2 separate regions of the Homo sapiens genome follow, and region 1 is linked to region 2. A link is a loop called in an ENCODE intact Hi-C map of the cell type or tissue named here. Cell type or tissue: GM12878. All regions are shown on one strand.

Region 1 (8,000 bases), 62 kb before region 2:
TTTGCTCATAAACAAACTGCCATGCCTACAAAGGTATATATCTTCTTTTATGTTTTGCAATGTTTATTTATACTAAAATGAAAGAGATTTGTTTGTATTTCTGTTATCTTGCTGCCGCTTACTGAAGCCACTAGAGTGTCACTGTCATGTTTTCTTTTTTCTTATCTGCATGAGAAATTAGTAACATGAGAAGTCCCTGATACAAATTAAGTCTTGTTTCATTTGTAATAGGTAAATGGGCTTCAGTGAAAAAAGTGAAGGAACTATCTCTCAAAGTGCAGGAGCTACAGACAGGAACCAATATCTGGAAACATTTCTATCAAAAGTCTTAATACAATATTACCATTAAATCAAATTTATGGATTATTTATTATTAGAGAGAAAAAAATTATACAAAACCTAGTGGCAATTAATTACATAAATATTAGCGGGAGGAAGGAAGAAAGGAAGAGAGGAAAAGGAGGAAAGACATGGAGAAAGGGATGGAAGGAGACAGGCAAGGAGGGGAAGTGAGAAACAGGGAGGCAAGGCACCATTTGAGGAATCGGGCACGTTGTACTGAACAACTCGGACAGAAGCCCCCACCCTCCTGGGGCCTGCATTCTAGTGGGAGAGATTAAAAGCAAACAAAATGACTAAGTATAACAGAGAAGACAGTGTTAAGTATTAATGAAAAATAAAGCACTGAATTGGATATGAAATGGGAGGGGAATAGAAATTTTAGATTCAGCGGTCAAGGAAGGCCTCTGTGGTTTCTGAGTAAAGGCCAAATGGAGATGAGGCAGCCTGATGCAGAACACAGCAGTGGGGAGGAATGACGGGCATCTGAGCCCTGAGGCAGAGGTGTCCTGAGGTGGCCCAGGTAGGAAGGAGGCCAGTGTGGCAGGAAAAGACTGAGCCAGGAGGAGTTATCAGGGATGAGGCGCAGAGAGATAACCGGGAAACAGAAGAGCATGGTCTCCTAGGCTAGCAAAGACAGTGGCTGTTTCTCAGAGGGAGATGAGGAAGCTTTCAAGGATTTCGAACTGAGCAATGGCAAGATCTGGAATGACATTTCAAAGGAACCCTGTTGGGTCAAAAGGAGGCAGGGCTTCAGCATAGAAGCAGGGAGAACAGTTCTCAGAGCAAGACCAGGACCAGGACTGGGTAGTGAGGGTGGGAGAAGTAGTTGAGCTCTGGGCATATTGTGAAGACAAAATGAACAAGTGTTGCTGACAGACCAGATCTCAGGGGCAGGAGGGAGAAGATGGGAATAAAGTGTGGCTTTAATGGTTTCTGGCCTGAGAAAATACAGTAATAGAGTTGTCATAAAGTGAACATTAATTTGAACGTAAAAAACAAGTGGTAATGGTTTTTTTGAACACTTGACTTGAACCTTTCAGTCAAAGGCTAAGGAAACAGACCCAAGGGACACAGCTTATTCAAATGGCTTAGCTGGAGAAGAAGAGAATCTTATGACTACAGAATTCAAGTAGAACATTTCGGGTCAAGGGAGTAAAGCAGAAAGAAAAGAGGTGGGAAAGGTAAGAGTTGGTGTGGTTCACAGACCAGAGCAGAATTTAGGACAGATAGGTAGGAGACAGGGGCTGGGATCAGATGTGGAGAGCCTGCAAGACATGCTGAGAAGGGAAGCTCGTGGAAACCAGTGACAGGATCTGCTGAGAAGGGAAGCTCATGGAAACCAGTGACAGGATCTGACTCAGAAAGAATCATAGGAAACTTTAACCTCTGGCATGAAGGATAGGATGAACAAGTGATAAGGAAATGAATTTAGGTGGACAAAAAAACAACACAGAAAAGGAAGAATATGATGGGTATTTAAATCAGAGTGGCCTTGGGAAGGGAAAAAGAAGAGAATGCGAAAGACAAAAATACTTGGAAGTAAGATAAGAGAGTATCACTAAAAACTGGTAGGAACGGCCAGGTGTGGTGGCTCACGCCTGTAATCCCAGCACTTTGGGAGGCCGAGGCGGGTGGATCACCTGAGGTCGGGAGTTCGAGACCAGCCAGACCAACATGGAGAAACCTCGTCTCTACTAAAAATACAAAATTAGCTGGGCATGGTGGCGCATGCCTGTAATCCCAGCTACTCGGGAGGCTGAGGCAGGAGAATCACTTGAACCCAGGAGACAAAGGTTGCGGTGAGCCAAGATCGCGCCATTGCACTCTAGCCTGGGTAACGAGTGAAACTCTGTCTCAAAAACAAACAAACAAACAAACTAAACTGTTAGGATCTGGGAAGCTAGAGAGGAGCAACTACCTGCATACAAGTCCAAAACACAGAACATGACGTTCTTCGTGCCTTTGTGCTCAAAAAAATAATTTACACCACTTAATGATTAGCTTTGCCATGGAGAAAAAGCACATGAGAGTATGTTAGTTCATTTCTCTCTGGCCAGTGTAGACAACACATTAGATATTTAAGTCTTGTCTTTAAAAGTCCTATATTTAATTTCCCCGGAGTTCAGGCTTAGGAACTATTACTAAATGATGCCAACCCCGGAAACTTGCTTTGCATTCAATGGGGGAAATGAAGCCAAATGCCCTATTTAAACTAGTTTCAAAACCATTATTTTCTAGATGACTCAAGGGTATTAAGTATTAATGCATAACAAAAATCCTAAAGTGAATTAGCAACTGAGAGGCAATAAATCGATAAGTGGCCCAATTATACAAGTTTACAAAGAAAAAGGAGAACCTCATAGTCCCAAACTTGTTCATAGGTGTTTTAAAAAAAAAATGCTGTGTGGGTTCTTTTTATTTTTCCATGTCTTTTTTTTTTAGCCCAAACTTCATTTTAAAATAAAAAACTCATACATTGTGTATATTTAGATTCCTAAAGAGCTCTAACAGCCTGTTTCACTTACAATTAGATAGCCCCTGGTTCAAAGAATGTACCTTCTAGGTCTCAGACAATGGGTCCCAAAGATAGTGGAAGAAGTCAAGAATCTCTTTCCCTCCTTCTTCTTGGGCGAAGACATGAGCTCAGCAAGAGCTTGGAAGAGTGAATTAAGTCTTCAGTGGCCTTCTCTTATATCTAATATCCTGGCTCCTCAAGTTGGCTTGGCGCTTTCCAGTAGCCCTAAGCAGGATACACAATATCCCAGTGGGGATCTGAGGGCTCCAATTTCCTTGGGCCACACTTAATGGACATATCTTTCTCTGAATCAAAACTCCTCATTCATAGACTGCATCTATTCAGAGTCTGATGAAAAGAAGAGGTCCAGATCTAACCATCTTGTCCACCTCGATCTCCACCAGAATAAATGAAAGGGGACTTTGCTTACTCCAAAGACAGCTGTAACCATGTGCTATTAAATTTAATTGCTTTGCTACTGCTACTATTTGCTTTCTTCCCCATTTCAGTTAAACCTCAAACCTCTCTCATTTGCGACTTACCTCACTAGTTCTAAAAATTATTCGGTAGTTGTACGGAGATCCATTTTCTTTCATTTCATCTGGTTTTTCCCTTCGAATGCTCACAGCCACTGGACCAAGATTCTCATCAGCCCCAAAATAGTTCCAGTGTTCTTAGGTAAAATAAGACAAAACAAAGTTAGAAAATCTACCTAACACTTTGAAAATGTTACATTCTGCTCAGTATTTAAGGTTGTCACTCAGAAATTTTATCAATAAAATGTAAACATTTAACAAATATTAATATTCTTCAGTTAGTTATAAAAACAAAGACTTGGCTACACAGGTTTAGTTCCAGAGAAGATAACACTGAACACGGGTGGCCTGTTGAGTTTTTTACTACTCTACAGATTACTACTCTACTATTTCTCAAAATAAATTTGTATTTTCTCCCTATCTCCCACCATTTAAATAGGCTACATTTGTGCACACTTCCTTGCCTAAGAGAAGGCTTGTGCCAGGGCTTTTTAGTTTTTGTTTTTCAAAAACATTCTAAACATATTGAGAACAGAGTTTGAAGAAAGGGGGATTCCACCAGATTAAAAAAGATGTCCCTGGATTGGAGAGAGAGATGTGTGCTGCGAGTCTCTGGGCAGCACTCTGCTCCCAGGTGGCCTGTGTATGGTGGAGTAGGAGCTCAGAGGAAAGAGCTTCACAGTGCCCCAGGGAGGCAGGACCCAGGGCTCTGGGCCATAGCACGGTATCCCACAGTGCAGGGCTAATGTAACTTGTGTGTCCAGGTGACCGATGAGCCTAGGGCCTCTCTTCAATGTTCTGGCCTTTTGCCTAAGGCCCCAAACCTTAGCACAAGCCTCCAAAGGACTGGCGCTGAATTTACCTTTCTCTTGCAAAAAGAAAGATAGGGATCAAAATTAAGTTAATTTATAGAAAATGTTGAAAAGTGATATTTACTGTGCATATACATCTTTTAAAAATTTAAACTGTTGATACATACATGAGATGTTCACAGATGAGGAAGTCCACAAAACATGAAAATATATGAAAAACTGGAACAGATAATTTGTTTTTCAAACCTCCAAAATGCTTACTTTACATTACTGTATTTCATTTATACATTATTGTATTTCATTTATATCTGACACGGCTAAATGACTGGATTGTGACATAATATCTCATTATCACACAAAATGCATACACATTTGAAAATACATGTTATTTCCATACAAAATATAAGTATTTGAAAATCCATGAGAATAATAAGAAAAAATAGCATAAATATCGAATCATGTAGTTTAAAATTTAAGTAATGCATATGAAAATACTTTGCAGGTACTAAAGCACAATTACAAAAGCTACAATCATAAATGTTGAGGGCTCTCTAAGACTATTATCATAAGCCATGGAAATTCAAAAGAAGAAAAACACAATGGGAATACAAGCAACAAACATCTCATATATAAGAAATAACCCACTAAATGTCACAAAATTCATGTACAGACACTTATGCATATCCTCAAAGCACAGCACATGAGAAACACACTCAGATTATTTACTCTTACTTTGCACACAATTCTAATAAGCTTGGTTGTCTGGTCTTCAAGCTCACAGCTTTATTTCAGAGGTGTGATAATTCCAGGTGTTGACAAAGTCCAGGGTGTAGGGCTGATACAGACTTGCATGCAGACAGCAATGTGATAGAACAACTGACAACAAGGAAGAAAACAGAAAGGGAGGAGACAGAAATAGTACAAAAAGGCAGACAAGAACTTAAAGAGAAACAAGACAGCAGTCTGGGGCCATTTACTGAAGGAGCAAAGAGCTTAACATGCTTTGATACCCTCAGAGGATATTGTACCGCTGCAGCACAGATCAACAGTAGATGCATCAGAGTGTGAGTCACACTCATTACCTGGTCCTCGTACTTCATGGACTCTAATAAAAACCAACTTCTAGGAACCCCTCAAGTACACCCCACATATCTCACAATGGGCAGGTGGCATGGCAGTTCTCTGCTGCTGGAGAAATTCCCAGATATAGGGCCACTATAAATTCATCACCAATAACCTCAATTCATCCTCATCCTCAAGCTTTCCCTGGTCAGCAACTCTCTCCGTTTCTCCAGGGCAGATGTGGCAAACATGCTCTATTCTCTGGTAACCACTCCTCATCTACCTTCTCCTCAATTTTGGCAAATGACAATGTGTCTACAACACAAAGGAAATAAAGAAGCCATTTCAGATGCAAACCTAATCACCATCCACACAAATTCACCAGCATCCACACTCTAGCTTCTTTTTCTGTATGATCCAAAGCCCCACCCCCACCCATTTGCCCATTCCTCCTTCCTAGGGACTCAGGTACCTTGATGACCCTCTTTTTTTATCTTCAACTTCTCCCTCTAGACTTGCTAATTCCCATCATCCTTTAATTACCGTAAACTCACATTTATTCTCAACTCCTTACGACCTGTCAGAACTAAAGAATTATCTCCTCTTTCCTTTCTTCCATTGGAAACTTCTTGAAATAGCTGTCCAATTCCTCACTTCAGAATTATCATCTGACTTCCACTGCATGGGTCACCAATGACTTTCTCAAAGTTAAAACAAATGGTACTTTTGGTCCTTCCCTGGCTCAAACTCTCCATAACATCTAGCATAGATGATCACTTCATGTCTTCTAGAAACACTCTTACTTCCTTGTTCCTATGACATCACCCTCTTCTGATTTTCCTTCTACCGCTCTGGCTGTTCTAGCTCAGTTTTCCTCCCTCTTCCCATCTGAATAATCCACCTGCTTTCAGAACTTCAACTGCCACCTCAATGTTGACGACTCTCAGAGGTCTACATGTCCTCTCCAGACATCTCTAAGCCTGAGACCTTTTTTTGGTTTTGTTGTTGTTTATGTGTTTGTTTTGAGACAGAGTCTCACTCTGTCACCTACACTGGAGTGCAGTGGTGTGATCTTGGCTCACTGCAACCTCTGCCTCCTGGGTTCAAGCGATTCTCTTGCCTCAGCCTTCAGAGTAGCTGGGATTACAGGTGTGCACCATCATGCCCGGCTAATTTTTTATATTTTTTGTAGAGATGGTTGGTCAGGCTGGTCTCGAACTCCTGACCTCAAGTGATCTGCCCGCCTTGGCCTCCCAAAGTGCTGGGATTACAGGCCTGAGCCACTGTGCCGGGCCAAAGCCTGAGCTCTTTATATTTACCTAATGGAACCGTTTGTCCCACGCACATCTGCAAAAGTGAACCTATCACCTTCCCACAGAAACCTATATAGCTCCCCGTCCAGTCCCTATTTCAGCAACTGCTACCACATTCACCCAGTTGCTCATGCCAGGCCCACTGCCATACTCTGTGAATTCCAGCTTCTGGACATCTCTCAAATCCATCTTTTCTCATCCGACTGCCACTGATTTATCCTATCATCACTTGCCTGAGTGTTTGTAGTAGTCTTCTAACTGGTTTGTTTTTATCCAACTTAATTCACCCTGCCAGATGACCCTTCTAAAATGCAAATCTGACCAACTACTACGAAACTTAAAACACTTAGGTTCTTGTACCCTTTTCATGGTTACCCAAAGGTTCTCATAACCTGTCACTGTCAATCACTCCAGCCTCAGCTCACACCTTTCACCCTCTTAAATTTTGAAAACCAATGATACTAAACTTCTCTTTCAGGTGCTCAAACTCACAGTCTTTTATCATCTGAAAAAAATCTGCTGAGAACATTCTTTCCATAACCCCTCTTTATTTGTCTAAGTCCTCTAATTTTTAGGTCTCATCCGAAGTATGACATAGACATCTTTGAAAAGAGGGACTGAATACTGGAAGAAAATAAAAGTGTTTACTTTGGATATTGATACCAATAACTTTATTTTAAAGTGTTATGAATTCATAACAACACAAATTATTAAAACCAAATATTTAATATATCTCAAGAACAAAAATAGAAACATTACAAAAATGTAAATAAAATATAAATTTATAAACTAAAAATATTAAACAATCATTTTAGTATTACTGGTAGACAAAATACAAATTGTGTTAATAAGGTTACTTTGTTAATAATAAAAACTGTAAAATTAATGATAATTCAAACTTTTGGTGTGTCATTATCAAAACCTGACTACATTTTTTTGTAACTTTTCCCAGCTGCTAATGAAGTATATTTCTGAATTTGGGGAATGGTGATGGGATAATTATAAACTAAATTCCAACACTTTCTTCATACTCTAGCTTTAAACAAACTCATCTCTGGTTAGATAACGCTAGGAAGATATTTTTGAACTTGTGTCAAGTTTTTTCATTAAAAAAGAGCTCTTGCTATTATTTCCCAAATAGCTTTTCCAGCCAGTCTTCATCAGTATCGGTTCCATTGGTATGGATGGAGACTCCGGTCCAATTTCCCATGCTAAATTCACCACTATCATCACCAGACTCTACTTTTTCAAAAAGTCTTTGAACTTGAAAAAAAATTATTTTTACAATAAAAGCTCTGTTTTGGTCCACTGTCTTTTTTTTCTCTTAAGGATTACAGAAGTATAGAAAAAACTCTTTCCATATGAACATAAGTTTATTCTATTCAAAATCCTAATGTACTATTTAAATTTAACCCTCTGG
Region 2 (8,000 bases):
CACAAGTAAATCTGAATAGGTAAATATGAATTTTATTCACAAATACTTAACAATTTAATTTTTACTAAAAGTAGACAATATTTTGATCAAAGATAAAGTTTAAACAGAAGTTTGCAAGTAGAATGAAGAAACGAATGAACACATTAATGGTAGGTAGATTACAGTAGGGTCTTAAGATGCATCTTTAAATTCAGTTACAATAATCAGAGTCCACTAAAAAATATACAAATATCTTACATATGGAGCATAAATTTAGTGTGTTAATGAAAAAGTCTCACTCCCCCAGCCTATTTTTCAATGATTATTCAAGGACAAGTTTTCCATGTCAAGTCCAGTTCAGTAACATGAAGTGAAACTTTATACAAAAAAAAAAAAGTTTATATAATTCTACTTTGAATGGGAATAAACTTATTTTTTCAATAGTTAGAAAACATGCTTTTGGAAATTTTAAGAATTACATTTTAATTTCGTAGAAAAAATGCAGAAAAGTTTTTATTCTGTTCACAACCATAGATCAGGTTAAAAGCATACTCATGATAAATCAGGAACCAGGTCAAAATCTTTTGGCTTTAAAAACAATTGTTCTTTTTATTACTCTATACTTATTTGGCAGGTAAAGAAAATGTTACAGTGTTTCACATAACATCTCTATGAGACCCTTACCACCATAAATGATAAAATCATGAATGCTTGACAATATTTTACAACAATCCTGGCATAAAATTTTTCTGGGAGAGTCCAATGCCACTGGGCAGGGGAAAATCTATAAAAAGTACCTATTATTAAGAAAAGTTGGAAAAACTTCCTTTTGATGCCTTTCTCTACAAAAAGTAAAGCTGAGGCTGGGCACAGTGGTTCAAGACTATAATCTCAGCACTTTGGGAGGCCGAGGCGGGCAGATCACCTGAGGTCAGGAGTTCAAGACCAGCCTGGCCAACATGGCGAAACCACCTCTCTACTAAAAATACAAAAATTAGCTGGGTCTGGTGGCGCATGCCTGTAATCCCAGGTACTCGGGAGGCTGAGGTAGTAGAATCGCTTGAACCAGGGAGGCGGAGGTTGCAATGAGCTGAGATAGCGCCACTGCACTCCAGCCTGGGAGATAAGAGTGTGACTCCATCTCAAGAAAAAAAAAAAAAAAAGTAAAGCTGAAATTACGATTGAGTAGAAAATGAAAATGTTGACATCTGCTGCTAGTTTGCATGCATCAAAATGCTTCGGCAAGGCCAAGTGCCCTGGCTTACACCAGTAATCCCAACATTTTGGGAGGTCAATGCAGGAGGATCACTTGAGGCCAGGAGCTTGAGATCAGCCTTGGCAATACAGCAAGACCGTGTCTCTACAAAAAATAAGAAACTTAGCCAAGTGTAGCGGCGTGCACCTGTAGTCTCAGCTATTTAGGAGGCTCAGGTAGGAGACTTGGTTGACCCTGGAGGTTTGAGTATATAGTGAGCCATGACTGTGCCACTGTACTTCAGCCTGGGTGACAGAGCAAATCCTGTCTCTAAAAAAACAAAAACAAAATGCTTCAGGAAATTAAAAAGAGACTCCCAGATTATCTAGATTCACAAACTAAACCTACATCAGCAAACTACCTAAGTGCACATATGCCCGTTCAACAGCAACCACGGCTTTCACCAGCCTTCCACGCCATTTCTGATTACAGTTCTGGTTACAGCCAAGTGAAAACAGAGAGAGTGGTTAGCTAAGGCTCTTTAGTAACCTTCTCCCAGGAGAGAAATCTACCTTGAAACATGATGGAGCTCTCCACTGTCTGTAGTTTCCTACTGTCTCCTAAAAACCTATCACTCTTGATGTTATCCAGAAAATTAATGGCAAAGGTAAACCCAGGTTCATCTTTAGAAAAACAATGCTCTCTATATAGTCATGAGATCACCAAACATCTCATACAATGGCTGGTAAATTCTAGGTACTCAAGCAGAAGTATTTCTTTTTCCTATAATTTTAAGTCCGTGCCCTGATATTCACTCAACAAATATCCATTATTCCATAAATATTTGAGGCATCATTCTACATGCTGAAAATACTGCCCTAAAAATGTTTATATTTACTTTGAGAGACAGACAATAAACAAACATATGATGTAAGAGTATCACTACATACTTAGGCTTTAAATTCAATAAAATATTTTTTTACCTATGTCACCTGGAATGCCAACAAGAATATTACTTCTAAAAGTGAGTTTTTGGTGTAAAAATCATGAGACAACTGATTTAAGTATCACAAACCAACACTTAATAATTACCTACGATGTAAGTTAGCAATATTCATTTTCCAGCAAATTGGAAGCATTTTCACTTCAATGGATTTATATATTTCTAAAAAATTGAACTTGTACAAATTAGAAATATAGCAGTTATCACCATAAACTATGTTGGCAGTCAACTTGAGCCTAATGCTACAATCCATAACTATCACAGGAAAGTAAGGTAGGTTTTTTTATATCAGTTACATCTGAAAAGAGTCACAATTTCTGGGCCTCTTAAAGTATGAACTCACATAGGAGTCAATCATGACTAGTTTAATTTTATTTTACTTTGTTCATTTTCATATTTGTATTCAATAAGGTACTTTCGCAACGATCCAAATGTAACAGAACCACAGATTAACACAGAATTAAACAGGCACTCACATCTCAAGTACCACATCAAAGCCAAAAGTTAACAATTAGTGCAAGTGGCCCCTTTGTGCAGAGAACTACAAAAATACAACCTGTAGTAACCATGATCAGCAGCAAAGTGCTCCTAATTCTCAAATAGTGGATTTCTTTTCTTATGAAATTAATGGGTGGTAAGGACTTAGTTTGAAATTAATAAAATATCAGGGAAAAAATGTGATATCTAATGGGGAAACATTTTCCATGAGCAAAACTAATGAAAGAAATCACAAAAGAAAACATTGACAGATTTGGGTACATGAAACTTTTAAACATCTGTACATTAAAAGGCAAACCAAATACTAGTTTAAAAAATACCATAAATACAACGCAGACTGAATACACTGAATATATGCAAAGATTTGTGAAGGAAGATAAAATACTAAGATTCCAAAAGAAAAATGGGAAAAGAAGTATTAATGGGTATGGTGTTATGATAGCTATATTGGTTTTTGTCCACAGTTCCTAGCTCCTAACTCCCACAGTCCTTGTTATAATGCTGGGGTACTTTAGGCCTCAGGAAACAGAATCTCTCTCTCTCTGACCTCCTGTCCTTTCACCTGCCCAAGGCAGGGCTCTAATCTGATTGTGGATCAAAAGACACTCATTCCAGAGAGTCCTGCTCCATATCCTACGGGAAGGAAAGCTACACAGAAAGGCCAAGAAAAGTCTGAATAGACAGGCCTTGCTGGATTTAGATAATGTGCTTTTTGTCCAATCACATTTCTACACGGTTGTCAACCAGGCCATGTAATAAAACCTCCTTGTATAAAAACCCAAAGGACCAGGTTTGAAGAGCTTCTGGAGAGGTGAACATGTAGAAGTTCTTGGAAGGTGGCACGCCAAAGGAGGGCACGGAAGCTCCGTGCTCCTTCCCTGATACCTTGCCCTACACAACGCTTCATCTGAATCCTTTGTAATATCCTTTTAAATAAATCAGTAAACATGTTTCCCTGAGTTCTGTAAGCTGCTCCAGCAAATTAATTAAACCCAAACATGGGGTTGTGGGAACACCAACTTAAAGTTGGTCAGTCAGAAGTCTGGAGGCCTGGATTTACCAATGATGTCCAAAGATGTAAGGGGCAGTCTTGGGGACTGAGCCCCCAACCTGTGGAATCTGACACTATCTTAGGGTGGATAGTGTTGGAACTGAATTGAGAACATCCAGCCAGTGTACGCTGTTTGGCATGTGGAGAAAAAAACCCACAGCTTTTGTCACAGAAGTGTTTTCTGTGTTGATGATTGTCATGGTGGTATGAAAGCAGAGGAAAGACACGGTTTGAGAGTTTTTCTGAAACAGTAGGCAATTCACAAAAGAAAAAATTGGTTAAACATTTGAAAAATGTTTCTGTTCAATAAATACAATACAGGCACACCTCATTTTATGGCACTTCACTTTATTGCACTTTGCAGGTGTTTTTTTTACAAATTGAAGGTGTGAGGCAACCCTGCATTGAGCAAGTCTGTCAGTGCTATTTTTCCAACAGCATGTGCTCACTTCCTGTCTCTGTGTCACATTTTGGTAATTCCCACAATATGTCAAACTTTGTCATATTATTACATCTGTTTTGGTGATTTCTAATCTGTGATCTTTGATGTTACTACTAATCTTTTGGGGAATGCCACAAACTGCACTCACAGAAGACGGCAATCAATCAACAAATGTCAAACAATCAACAAATGTCGTTTGAGTTCTGACTGCTCCACCCACCAGCCATTCCCCATCTGCCTCCCTCTCTTTGGGCTCTCTAGTCTCTGAGACCACAACACTGAAATTAGAATGGCCTCTAAGTTCAAGCGAAACTTGAAAGTGAAAGGAAGAGTCACAGGTGTCTCATTTTAAATCAAAAGCTAGAAATGATTAAGCTTAGTGAGGAAGACATTTGAAAGTTGAGAGGCTGAAAGCTAGGATTGTACCAGTTAGCCAAGTTGTGAATGCAAAGGAAAAGTTTTTGAAGAAAATTAAAAGTACTACTGCAGTGAACACATAAATGATAAGAAAGCAAAACAGCCTTACTGCTGAGATGGAAAGTTTTAGTGTTCTGGAGAGAAAGAAGATCAAATCAGCCACAACATTCTCTTAAACCAAAGCCTAATCCAGAGCAAGGCCCTAACTCTCTTCAATTCTATGAAGGCTGAGAGAGGTGAAGAAACTCAGAAGAAGAGTTAGAAGCCAGCAGACATTGGTTCATCAGGTTTCGGGAAGGAAGCTGTCTCCATAACATGAAAGTGCAAGCTCACCAGCAAGTTATCCAGAAGATCTAGCTAAAATGATTGATAAGGTGACTACAATAAACAACAGATTTTCAGTATAGATGAAACAGCCTTCTCTTAGAAGAAAATGTCATCCAGGACTTTCATAGCTACAGAGGAGAAGTCAATGCCTGGCTTCAAAGGTTCAAAGAACAGTCTGACTCTCTTATTAGGGGCTAATGCAGCTGGAGACTTAAAGTTGAAGCCAATGCTTATTTACAATCTGAAAATCGTAGGGCCCTTAAGTATGCTTTAAGAAAAATAAGAGGTATTAATTTTTATAAAATGTGCTCATTAGCTACTGGAAGAGTGAAATTGTTGTTTTTTTTTTAAATTAGGAATATGTATCGAGAGCCTTTAAAATGCTTACATACTTTTTTTCCCAGTTATTTTATTCCTGAGTATTTTTTAAGGAAACAATTCAAAAGACAAAATTCTGTGCAAAAAAAGGGTTCATCACAGCATTATTTAGGATAGCAAGGAGCTATAAACAACCTAAATGCTCCCAAACTATGTTTATAGCAATAAATATTATAAAAAGTGTGGTAGCCCAAGTGTAGCAGATCAGGGGAACAAGAATGAAATTCCCAAAACCTCACCAAAAAATTTTATGAAGAATCAAATCACAGGATGTTGTAATTTGTGAACTGTTATCTTTTTCTTATCAATATAGAAGTTAACAACAACAACAACAAGCTCTCTTTATACAGAAGGTCACCTGTGGGAAGTGTTACTCAAGAATGCTGAGAACATCTTCGGTTTCACAGTGGGGCAGAACTGACAGGGAGCTAAAGACTGAAAGCAACAGAAAAAGAACATCTTTTCTCACCAGCCTACATCAGAAAAGCAGATACATTTTTTTAACTTTCTTCTTTAAAAATCTTTATATTTTTTATTTTTAAGTCTGTGGTGTTTAAGTTGCACGATTTTAAGGTCATCTGCTTTTAAATTCAATATCATGGCTTCATGTGTGCAAAGAAAGCAGTAATACTGTTTAAAAAGAAATGAGGAATCTAAACTTCCTTAAATTAACATTTGAAGGTTTGAGCACAGTGAAACCAAGGTTCAATATCAAGACATTAATTTGTTCAGAAAAAAAAATACTGTATCTTAAACAGAAAAAAATCTCTAAACTACCTTTGCTGAACAGAAATAACGTATCAGTACCATGTTCCTACAAACTAACAGAAGATGCTACAGGTCGTAAATATTAAGAAAGAAAACTTTTTTCTCTAATTTTATATTCATTCTTGCTACATTTGAAAGGACTGAACGGAATATTCCATTCAGATAGGCCAAAGTTCAAAGTCTGTACCTGGATGAGGACATGAATTTCAAACACAAACCACAATCTGAAAAATAGTCTGTCTCTAGTTACTTTATACAAAACACTATGCTAAGGTCTCAATTTAAGAAAGCTGACAAGAATTGCATTTATTCAATGAATCAATCAGTTCTACACTAAAAACTAGGTTACATACATTCTGATATTTGTTTTCTATATGAAAAAAAAAGAATTGTATATGATGTAGAGTAGCCCTACCTAAACAATACAATGGGATCTCTGAAGCACAGAAATCTATAAAATGGGTTCAGGCCAAGGAAAAAGTCTCCTTCCCTACACATTCCTGGTATATTTTACCTTATCTCAGAATATCAATTCACAGGTCTGTTCAAATTATACTGTTAGCATTTCCTAAGAAAAAATAAGCTCTGAAAAACATGCCTTTCCTATCTTGACATCCAATTAAAACATTCAAACTAATACCCTATTTGGCTGACTGAGGTAAGGAGGAAGAGAAGAGAGGAAAAAAGAATGCAGAAGCAAAATGTTTTTTCCTCTTCTGTCATTACTGTTTTTAACTTAACATGTCTCAAAGTGTTTAGCTCCATGGTGATGGGAGCAGGCGAAAAATATAGAAACACTGAAAGAACAAATTCCCCCAGAATATTTTAGGGTTCCTAACACAAAGTGTACTGTGGAATTATAGAAACATACAAGTTGAAAATAGATTCTTATAACTTAGTAATGGTGGAAGATGAACAATCTTTCCTTATAATAGCTTTTAAAAATCTGCTACATTCACCCCACCAAAAAAGCTGAGCCAGATTTCTATCTGATTTTTTAAAAATTATTATCTCTCAGTATAAAGGAAATAGAAGAAAAAGTATTCATTGCTTAGAAGAGTGGATTTCAACAGGGGAGACTCTGCCCTCCAGAGTGACACTAAGCAGCATTTGGAGATATCGGCAATCTGAACTGAGGAGGCGCTATTGGCATCTCGTGGGTAGAGGCCGGGGATGCAGCTGAACATGTAATTCCACAGCCCTTCACAACAAAATTATCTGACCCCAAATGCCAGAGTCCTAAGGTTGAGACCCTGGTTTAGAAATACTTTCGACACTGAAATGTGCAGATTTATAACCACTCAAGTTCCAAAAGACAGTCCCTTAGGTCAAAGTAAGGAAGGAAGGCTCCAAGGCACTCGGTAGTCCCCACAGACTGATGTATGGAATGACTGAACTTTCATACTAAGGATACAAACTCAAAAGCTGCTGCAGGAGAAAAGTTCAACCATTCAATAAATTACCAGCTTAAAAGAAACAGGATCCCAGCACTCTGGGAGGCCGAGGCGGGCGGATCACAAGGTCAGGAGATCGAGACCATCTTGGCTAACACGGTGAAACCCCGTCTCTACTAAAAATACAAAAAAAAAAATTAGCCGGGCGTGGTGGCGGGCGCCTGTAGTCCCAGCTACTCGGGAGGCTGAGGCAGGAGAATGTCGTGAACCTGGGAGGCGGAGCTTGCAGTGAGCCGAGATTGTGCCACTGCAATCCGGCCTGGGCTAAAGAGCGGGACTCCGTCTCAAAAAAAAAAAAAAGAAATAGGGTATGGGAAAATACATTTGTAAATAAACCTAAAATTTTAGCTAACATAAAATCAGTATAACCTATTAAATGAAGATAATATCAATGATATTCTGTACCTTTTGTGGTAGTAATAATAGCTATGGTACAATTAATTTCCACTTACTGGTTCTTGCTTGCTAAAACTTTCAAGATCTCAAAG

What was found. Hi-C counts contacts between places; a loop is a spot of excess contacts. Peaks named below come from ENCODE experiments on the same cell type or tissue, not always from the same donor. Only the 100,000 strongest peaks of a DNase experiment are listed, where the experiment ranks them.
Region 1: a loop joins it to region 2, with 2.6 times the contacts of the local background. A loop is called at or near these places in 3 of 110 quality-filtered maps.

Annotation. Positions count from the first base shown.
Region 1 is chr14:71,614,287-71,622,286 of GRCh38, reverse strand. SIPA1L1 (signal induced proliferation associated 1 like 1) reads right to left here. Exons shown (of 24, transcript NM_001386936.1): 6 at 3,400-3,530. Among named protein-coding and RNA genes, the nearest start is that of SNORD56B, 220 kb to the right of the region's middle. In GM12878, no CTCF peak of the experiment used is centred here; a DNase peak (open chromatin) is centred at 3,389; H3K4me3 peaks cover 365 bases; H3K27ac peaks cover 2,405 bases.
Region 2 is chr14:71,552,208-71,560,207 of GRCh38, reverse strand. The region is part of intron 4 of SIPA1L1 (signal induced proliferation associated 1 like 1); the gene reads right to left. Among named protein-coding and RNA genes, the nearest start is that of SNORD56B, 160 kb to the right of the region's middle. RefSeq lists a silencer at 4,066-4,165 and enhancers at 4,586-4,645, 4,756-4,815, 4,976-5,035. In GM12878, no CTCF peak of the experiment used is centred here; DNase peaks (open chromatin) are centred at 4,417 and 5,677; H3K4me3 peaks cover 573 bases; H3K27ac peaks cover 5,816 bases.